Linked DNA regions of Homo sapiens: region 1 is linked to region 2. Evidence: read pairs that join two places in POLR2A ChIA-PET (ENCODE). Cell type or tissue: OCI-LY7. All regions are shown on one strand.

Region 1 (5,000 bases), 190 kb before region 2:
TGAGGCCTCATTATTTTACCCAGGCTGGTGTTGAACTTGTGAGCTCAAGCAATCCCCCCACCTCAGCCTCCCAAAGTGCTAGGACTACAGGTGTGAGCCATCATGCCCAGCTAACATGTATGTGTTGAGCACCACTATGTAGAGACTGGTCTGCTTGTCTCCAAAGCCCACACTTCCCCACCACACCACAATGCCCTGTCTCAAGAAACTGTGACAGAATAAAATGAATTTGTGTACAAAGCTTTAAGGAAGAAGAGAATGACCAAAACTGGGGTGAAGAGGAAGCGATCTCACCCCTAAGTTGTCAGTAGCCCTGTGAATGGATGTTCTCCACCACTCTATTCATATTAGCAATCAATTCAAAATAATCACAATTTTCAATAAGACAATACTGGCTCCTTAATTTATGGTACTATCATATAAGAATATACTATATATTTATTTAAAATGATGTTCCGAAAGGATTTTTACTAACATGAAAAGACGTTCCCAGTATCAGCCGGGTACGGTGGCTCACACCTATAATCCCAGCACTTTGGGAAGGCAAGGTGGGCAGAACACTTGAGGTCAGGAGTTTGAGACCAGCCTGACCAATATGGTGAGACACCATCTCTACTAAAAATATTTAAAAAATTAGCCAGGTGTGGTGGTGTGCACCTGTATTCTCAGCTGTTCTGGAGGCTGAGGCAGGAGAATCACTTGAACCCAGGAGGCGAAGGTTGCAGTGAGCCGAGATTGCACCGTTGCTCTCCAGCCTGGGCAACAGAGCGAGACTCCCTCTCAAAAAAAAAAAAAAAAATGTTCCCAGTATATGCTTAAATTTTTAAAGAAGCAGATGTCAGCAGCATTTACAATACTGGATAACTATCTCTCATATTCTCTGTTTTGTATATATATTTCTACTAAAAAGGTTATAGCAACACTTGAATTACAAAATACAGAAAACAATGAAAAGCAAAAGCAAGGAATAGAAGGCATTTATGCTGCCACTACCAGAGAGAGCCAGCCGCCAGGAAGCTGGGGTGGAGGGTGAGCTGAAGGTACCAGATATTGAACTAGATGAGCCTGGATTAAAATCCAGCTGTGGGGCTGGGCGTGGTTGCTCACACCTGTAATCCCAGCACTTTGGGAGGCCGAGGCAGACGGATCACTTGAGGTCAGGAGTTTGAGACCAGCCTGGCCCACATGGTGAAATCCTGTTTTTACTAAAAATACAAAAGTTAGCCGGGCGTGGCGGCGCATGCCTGTAATCCCAGCTACTTGGGAGGCTGAGGCAGGAGAATCACTTGAACCCGGGGGGCGGAGGTTGCGGTGAGCCGAGATCGTGCCACTGCACTCCAGCCTGGGTAACAGAGCAAGACTCCATCTCCAAAAAAACAAAACAAAACAAAACAAAAACAAAAAAATCCAGCTGTTGGACACTGGGCCTGTCACCTGCTTTTCTATCTCCTCTGCCTGTGAAGTGGGGATAAAAGAAGAAGAAGAGCTCACACTTTCTGAGCCCATGATTATGTGGTGAGTACCTGCTCCATGGGGCTTTGGAGCATTCAGTGAGATAATGAATGTAAGGCCCCTGGCACCCACGGGGAGCTTAACAGATGCTAGTACCCACACTTCCCCTCCTGTTCTGTGTTATAAGGGGCTGGGGGCTTCTCAGGATCCCCCCACCCCGGGAGGGAGCAGGAGCAGGGGCAGACTGTGGAGGTGCCCACATCCCAGGGCTCACTGGCAGGGACTCTGGCCAACCCCAGGGATGCTGGCTTTGTTCTTCTGTATAAATAGACAAGGTGGGGTTTTGCCCATGGATGATGCAAGGCAGGAGAGCATGAACTGGGGCTGAGCCTCCTAATTAGCGCTGGTTTTGTTATTCAGCTTCAGATTGATCTTTTCAACTTTAATCTGGATTTGCTGAAATCTCACATGCACTACAATTTTATCCACACCCCTCTGCAAGAGGCATGATTGCAGAAGCAAACCTTCCCTGCTCCTCCTCCTGCTTCTGGGGCCCAAGGTTCCTGGGGCAGCTCTGGTGCCCAGGGCTTCTGGGGTTGGGGTGTGGTCTGTGGGACCTATTTGGGATAATCTAATATAATAAGTGCTCCAGCACTGGAGGTCAGAGAGCACAGGAGAGGTGCAACACCCTTCCCCAAGGCCGGCAGGGGAAACACTTGCAGGAAAGCTCTTGTGTATTCCTGAATCTTGGAGGTTCCAGAAGGGACAATGGAATGATGGAGGACGTGGGCTCGTTAGTGAGACCCCTCTGGGCTTGTGTCTGCCATTTACTGGCTGTGTGACACTGGGCAAGTCATTTCAACTCTCTGAGCCTCCACTTCCTCATCTGAAAAGTAGGGCTAAGTGGATGAACCTATGACGGCAGACCTGCAAGACTGCATGGAAACCACTCACCGTGGAGTGGGTGCTCCGGAAACAGAGCTGCCTCCTCTGTTTTATGACTGGATGATGAAGTCACCTCTAGCATAGGAGAAAATGAACGTGGCAGCTCAGTGTTGAAGGAACAGGATGTATGGTCATGCCCTGTATCTCCTGCCCCTCCCCAGTGGCCCCTAATGGCAGCTGGGGTATACGAATGTGCACATTTCTGAGGTGAGAAGCCACTTCTCCACTTGGCTGCCCAGAGCAGGTATGCCAGATCATAAAAGGGGAGGCCAGGAAGCTGCTTTGGAGGCCCATTTCCAGAGCCAGCCATTGTCCTCCTGGTGGGGATTGCTGGCTGTCTTCTCACCTCTCCTCTTTGTTCAGTACCTGCCTGCTACTCCTCCCCACCCAAAGACTAAATCCTTCCAAAGACTCCCTGTGAAGAAGTAGGTGCCCTGCAAATCAAATCTGGGACACTTAACCCTTAGGTCAAGGCCAGTGCAAAGCAGCTGCTTACCTGGGGGAGGTCCTTTATCAGCAAAAGCGAAAGATCCTCTTTGGGTTTTTGACATAAACCCGGCTCGAGTACAGACGTTGTTTCTCTGCTTGCAGCAAGAGACAGAGGCCTAGGGGGAGAAAATACACCCAATGTACTCAGTACCTTTCCTTTCTTTGTCTTCGTCATCATGCCTGGACAAGTGGCAAATCTACGTAAAAAAAATCAAACCGAAACCTGTCCTTCTTAGCAAATGAACAGATGTGAGCTGTAAACGTCACACTGGCTGTGGCTTCCCTGTCATCCCAGCTCAAGTGGTCTATGAGTTTGTGATCCCTGGAAAATGCTGGTCACTCAACAAGGAACAGAACACACAGCTAGCTGCAGGGTGGCTTCCAGGCTCACTTCTGCTAAGGACAGGCTGTGTGGCCCCGCATCAGTTCTGTAACCTCTCTGAAACCCAGTTTTCTCATCTGTAAAACGGATTGGACAGTCAGCTCCACTTGCTGTGGAGTTCTGTCAGGGAGTGGGGGTGGCCCAGCAGAGATCACCGCTAGGAAAGTGTTTTTTTTTTTTGTTTTTTTTTTTTTTTTTCTGAGACAGAGTCTTGCTCTGTCTCCCAGGCTGGAGTGCAGTGGCGAGATCTCCACTCACTGCAAGCTCTGCCTCCCGGGTTCACGCCATTCTCCTGCCTCAGCCTCCGGAGTAGCTGGGACTATAGGTGCCTACCACCACGCCCAGCTAATTTTTTTGTATTTTTAGTAGAGACAGGGTTTCACCATGTTAACCAGGATGGCCTCGATCTCCTGACCTCGTGATCCGCCCGCCTCGGCCTCCCAAAGTGCTGGGATTACAGGCGTGAGCCACTGCGCCCAGCCGGAAAGTGTTTTTTTTTAAGTGTGTAATGCTACACCCGCAAATTATCTTCATTATTGTTGCTACTTTTTTTTTGTTTGTTTTTGGAGACTGAGTCTCACTGTGTTGCCCAGGCTGGAGTGCAGTGATGCCATCTCAGCTCACTGCAACCTCTGCCTCCCGGGCTTAAGCAATCATCCCACCTCAGTCTCCAGAATAGCAGGGACTTCAGGCACACGCCACCACACCTGGCTAATTTTTTGTGTTTTTTGTAGAGATGGGGTTTCACCATGTTGCCTAGGCTGGTCTTGAACTCCTAGACTCAAATGATCTGCCCACCTCGGCCTCCCAAAGTGTTGGGATTACAGGCGTGAGCCACTGCACCTGGTTTTCTACTATTTTTACTGTTTTCAGGACACGTAGTCCTACCCATCCCCATCCTCATTCCTAGGTGCATTGCTCACTGTTCAAACAGCCCTTCTATAAATGCAGCATTTGGGGCACACAAGAAAGTCGTATCATTTAAGATTGTGATCACATTTGCAAGCATTCCCTTGTCTCAACTTTCCTGAACTGACCAGAAATTAAGAATTCTGGCCAACTCACGAAATACATTTGAGAGTGCGCGATGTGTTCAGAACTCTAAAAATAATAGGAAAAAAACCCTGAGATCATTCTTCTGTTACACGTGAATCATAAATATTTTAAATGCCAATTTGCGGTCTCCTGTATTCATTGGAGAACAGAGGCAATACAAATTAAACCTGTGATTGCTGGGGATATTTGCTGAATGAGTGAAACTATTTGCTGGGGCCAGGATGGTTTGATTTGCTGTGATACTCCTTTGTCAAAAAAAATGTTTCTCGAGAAATGCAGATGGCATTTTGATTTTGTGTTTACAAAGGTGGAGGAATTTAGCTTTTCCCAGGGCCCTAATGGCTAGACGGCATGCAGAGAGGGCAAACAAAGAGACCAGATGGGACAGGTTAATTACTGGACACGGAGAGTTGGGGAGAGGAGCCAGGTTGCCGGAGAGAAGGTAATAACACATTACCAAGGAAGAGGACTCGAATATACAAGTGAGGGATGGTGGCAGCAAAGGCAGAGAAAGGCTTTGACAGACCTCAAAGCACAGTGTGGCTAACAGGATTACTGCATTTCTACTCCTCACCAGTTGACTCAACCATTGTTCTCCTGGCCTGAAAAAAAGCCACCTGTAGACAAAACAGCACTTCAGCTTTATTTTTCACCCAGACAGAAAAGCAACTGAAAA
Region 2 (5,000 bases):
TTCCCTGAGCCTGGGGCGATTTTGCCTTCATGGGACCCATGCCCCATAAGAAATATTTAAAATCATCCCGGCGCAGTGGCTCATGCCTATAATCCCAGCACTTTGGGAGGCCGAGGAGGGCGGATCACCTGAGGTCAGGAGTTCAAGACCAGCCTGGCCAACATGGGGAAACACCATCTCTACTAAAAATACAAAAAAAAAAAAAAAAAAAATAGCTGGGCACGGTGGCGAGCACCTGTAATCTCAGCTACTTGGAAGGCTGAGGCAGGAGAATCACTTGAATGGGGGAGGCGGAGGTTGCAGTGAGCCGAGATCGCACCACTGCCCTCCAGCCTGGGTGACAAGAGTGAAAGTCTGTTTCAAAAAAAGAAAAAGAAATACTTACAGTGATATTTATATGACTGCATGGGTATATCAAAACATCTTCTTCAACCTGAAAGTCGCTTTTTCCTCTGGATTTTAAAAGAAATAAAAACATTTTTTGTGGGACCCTAAAAGTAATCTGGGCATCATGCCACCTGCACCTAATGGAGACGTGGGTCCTCCAGCTAACAAGCACAGGGATGAAACTCCAGCCAGGCCCTTCACTGTGGAAGCTCTAACCTCACAGTACTGCCTTGAGCAAGAAAGAAGGAAGGGAGGGGCCGGGCGCGGTGGCTCATGCCTGTAATCCCAGCACTTTGGGAGACTGAGGCGGGCAGATCTCCTGAGGTCAGGAGTTCCAGGCCAGCCTGGCCAACATAGTGAAACCCTGTCTCTACTTAAAATAAAAAATTAGCCAGGTGTGGTGGTACACACCTGTAATCCCAGCTACTTGGGATGCCGAGGGAGGAGAATCGCTTGAACCTGGGAGGCAGAGGTTGCAGTGAGCTGAGATCATGCCACCGCACTCTACTCTGGGGGACAAGAGCGAGACTTCGTCTCAAAAAAAAAAAAAAAGAAAAAGGAGGGAGGGACAAAGAACTGGAGAAGGAGACCAGTTATCCAAAATCTGAACACCTTTAATGATATTAATAGTTCTTGCTGGAAAATGAAACTTGGTTTTTTGTTTCTTTGCCTTGCTGCTTTTTACCTCAACTTTTTAAGATCCATGCCTACTCAATCCTCCTTCTTTGAAATTCTGAATGTTCTGCCTCCTAAGGGTAACTGGTTTGCCCAGAGGATGAAAAGCAATTCATTTATCTTTTTTCTAAGCAGCTCCAAGTTCCTACCTAATTCCCAGTAACAGCGTCATTCGTCACAATAATAACAAGAATAATTAACATTTTTGAGAGCCTTTAATGTGCCAGGCATTCTACGAATCACTTTGCAGCCTTGTCTCCTGATAAGCCTCAGGAACCCTATAAATGAGTGCTATTATCATCTCCATCTTGCAGATGAAGAAACTGAGGCTTGGAAAGACTAAGTGAGTTGCCCAGCTGGCAGTGCCAACATGGATCCACGTCTGTTAGTTTGTTGTCAGACTGTAACCTCCCTGAGGGTGAGGACTGTGCCCGGTTCCCCACTGTCTCCCTATCACCCAACACAATGCCCGCTACATACCAGCTTTCCATGTGGAATGAACAAATGCTTGACAGACCCCGGAGCCTGAACTCTTACCCTTTCCACTATTCTGCCCTTCAGGGAAACTCACCTGCTTCAGGTCCCCTGCTCTTTGTCTTGAAACAATCACTGCCTGTCACTTTGGTGCAGATATTGGCAGCTACAGCCATGCTGGAGTGAGGAATTATAAAAACAGGCAAGGGATCAGGCATTGACTTCTCCACTAATGCCCCTACAGTCCCACCCCCACACCCACCCCCAGCTGGGGGAAACTCCCAAGCAGAGTCTACCTCCTGCTGAGCCTGCTTCTCTCTGGGAACTTAAAGGTGAACTTGGCAGAGTGCCAGGCAGAAAAGCCAAGGAAGCTTCCTGCCCTGGGGCTCATCCCTTCCCCCTCCTTATGCCCTTTCTCCAGGGCACATTACCAGACAGAGAGCTGGCATCCCTGGGGGGGGACAGGAACTCACCTGCCAAAATAATTAGACACTTGAGAAGTGCAGCTACTACAAAAGAAAGATAAATCAAACCACATATGCCATTCAGAGCAGAATTACCGAAGCAGATGGACCAAGATTTTAAAGTAAAGCATGATTATACTTAAGGAGATAAAGGAAGAAATTCATGAAATAATACAAGAACAAAAAGTCACAGGCACTTCCCTTTCTCAGCTATCACTGAAGCAACGGTGGCCAAAATGAAATTCAGTGACTTGGCCGGGCAAGGTGGCTTGCGCCTGTAATCCCAGCAATTTGGGAGGCCGAGGCAGGCAGATGACCTGAGGTTGGGAATTCAAGACCAGCCTGACCAACGTGGAGAAACCCCGTCTCTACTAAAAATACAAAATTAGCTGGGCGTGGTGGTGCATGCCTGTAATCCCAGCTACTTCAGGAGGCTGAGGCAGGAGAATCACTTGAACCTGGGAGGCGGAGGTTGCGGTGAGCCGAGATCACGCCATTGCACTCCAGCCTGGGCAACAATAAAGAAACTTCTTCTCAAAAACAACAACAAAAAAAAAAAAAAAAAAGAAAGAAAAAGAAATTCAGTGACTTCTGAAAGTCAAGAAATCTTTGTGACTCTCACAAGAACCATAAGCGGTATTTTAACGCAGCTTCCCATATTTACAGGAAGATTATGTCTTCTTTTTCCAAAGAGCTGAGACAGAAATATAATGTTCGGTCCATGCCCATCTGAAAGGATGAAGAAGCTCAGTTTGCACAAGGACACTATAGAGGTCAGCAAATTAGCAAAGTAGTCCAAGTTTATGGGAAGAAATACGTTGTCTGCACTGGACATATGCAGCGGGAGAAGGCTGGCCATTTGCCCCAGCAGGGCTCTTAACCCTGAACAAAGACTGAGATCCTTGAGCCAAAAGCTAAATCTCACCAAGTAGGAACAGAAAAGGCCAAATACAAGGAAAATGCAATTGGGAAGATGTAGGAATAAAGTAATCTTACATACATCTTTCATTAAAAAACTGCTGCAATGAACAGGAAAAAAAGTCATAAGAGAGAATCAAGCCAAAACATTAGCTATGAAAAATTTAAGATTTAAAAAATAAAAGACATAATAGATGGCCTGAATATCAGGATGGATACAACTGAAGAATTTGCGAGTAGATAGGATGATCAGATTGAGAATTATCCCCAAAAGCAACAGGGAAAGAAACAGAGACAACACATAGAAAAGAGAAGCTGAGAGAGGCCAGGCGCAGTGGCTCACGCCTGTAATCCCAGCACTTGGGGAGGCTGAGGCAGGCAGATCATTTGAGATCAGGAGTTTGATACCAGCCTGGCCAATATGGTGAAACCCCATCACTACTAAAAATACAAAAATTAGCTCGGTGTGGTGGTGGGCGCCTGTAATTCCAGCTACTCGGGAGGCTGAGGCAAGAGAAGAATCACTTGAACCCGGGAGACTGGAGGTTGCAGTGACCTGAAATCACGCCACTGCACTCCAGCCTGGGCAACAGAGTGAGATTCTGTCTCAAAAAAAAAAAAAAAAAAACAAAAAAAAACCTGAGAGAGATGGAGAGTATACGTATGATTCCCAAAAGGAAAGAAAAATAAAAGTGGAGATGAGGAAATAAATAATTGACGAAATAATGGAGATTTAAATGTTCCAAAAATGTTTTTTAAATGAGTACAGATTGAAAGAGCTCATAGAGTAACCAACAGTAGAAAAGAATAAGGAAAAATTCACACATAGGTATCAGGGGGAAATTAAGAATATGAAAGACCAGGAAGAAGAGCAGGGAGAAATAACAGATGGCGTACAGAGGAACAAGAACTGGGTTGGCATTATTCTTCTCAACAGCAATACCCGATAAAGTCAAAGAAGTGATGTCACTAGTAATTTAAAAAAAAGAACTCTTTCAATCCAGAATTTTAAAGCCAGCCAATTTGTCATTCAAACATGAGGTCATAATAAAAATATTCTTAGGCAAATAAAGCCTCAGAAGGTGGAATACACAAAGACCCACATTGAAAATACTCTTGCAGGAAATAAATAATGAAAGAAATGTTCAGGAGATCCTGCAAGAACTGTGGGAAGTCAGGCTTCAGTGCAAGAAATAGAAGCAGTATTTGGCATTTTAGGCAGGAGGGGATTTTATACACCTTTTTTTTTTTTTTTAATGTAGGAAAGGCTAGAGGCTCCCAAAATACTGCAAAACTGGCCAGACTGGGGAGCTACAGCATCTGCCATAACCAGGAAAGTGGAGGAATCTCAAGGCTGCCCTGGAGGTTGAAACTGAACTTGACAGGGAACTGTTGAATTCAAGGACACATACATCCTGGATCCAGGGACCTGGAAGCTGATACACTGTAACTGCCCAGATATTGGAACCCAGAGTCTGGGTACCAATGTCACTGCAACACTTGTTCTCTTTTCAACAAGGAGAGAGTGAGTCCTAGGCTTGGACAGGTTGGGAGGTGACATTGTCTAGCTAGAATTTAATGACATTGATCTATTTCATCTAATTTATTTCATTGTTACCTTCTATTAATGGCAAGTGACACTGGCCATTTTTAGAAGTGATAGAAGATTGTGTGTGTGTGTGTGTGTGTGTGTGTGTGTGTGTGTGTGTGTTTTGAGACAGTCTTACTCTGTCACCCAGGCTGGAGTGCAGTGGCGTGATCATGGCTCACTGCAGCCTCCACCTCCTGGCTCAATCAATCCACCCACCTCAGCCTCTTGAGTAGCTGAGACTACAGGTGCACACCATCATGCCTGGCTAATTTTTGCATTTTTTTTGTAGAGATGGGGTCTCACTCTGTTGCCCAGTGATATGGTTAGGCTTTGTGTCCCCACACAAATTTCATCTTGAATCATAGTCCCCTTAATCCCCACTTGTCAAGGGAGAGACCAGATGGAGGTAATTGAATCATCGTGGTGGTTTCCTCCATGCTGTTCTCGTGATAGAGTGAGTTCTCATGAGATCTGATGGTTCTGTAAGGGGC

The links. Peaks named below come from ENCODE experiments on the same cell type or tissue, not always from the same donor. Only the 100,000 strongest peaks of a DNase experiment are listed, where the experiment ranks them.
Region 1: POLR2A ChIA-PET joins it to region 2 with 6 read pairs; 2 of 35 experiments call an interaction of 5 or more read pairs at or near these places.

The regions. Positions count from the first base shown.
Region 1 is chr1:24,370,809-24,375,808 of GRCh38, forward strand. STPG1 (sperm tail PG-rich repeat containing 1) reads right to left here. Exons shown (of 9, transcript NM_001199013.2): 6 at 2,894-3,002. Among named protein-coding and RNA genes, the nearest start is that of STPG1, 40 kb to the right of the region's middle. In OCI-LY7, no CTCF peak of the experiment used is centred here; a DNase peak (open chromatin) is centred at 2,503; H3K4me3 peaks cover 635 bases; H3K27ac peaks cover 1,431 bases.
Region 2 is chr1:24,560,987-24,565,986 of GRCh38, forward strand. All of the region lies in intron 1 of NCMAP (non-compact myelin associated protein), which reads left to right. It also overlaps the pseudogene RPL26P8. Among named protein-coding and RNA genes, the nearest start is that of NCMAP, 7.4 kb to the left of the region's middle. In OCI-LY7, no CTCF peak of the experiment used is centred here; no DNase peak of the experiment used is centred here.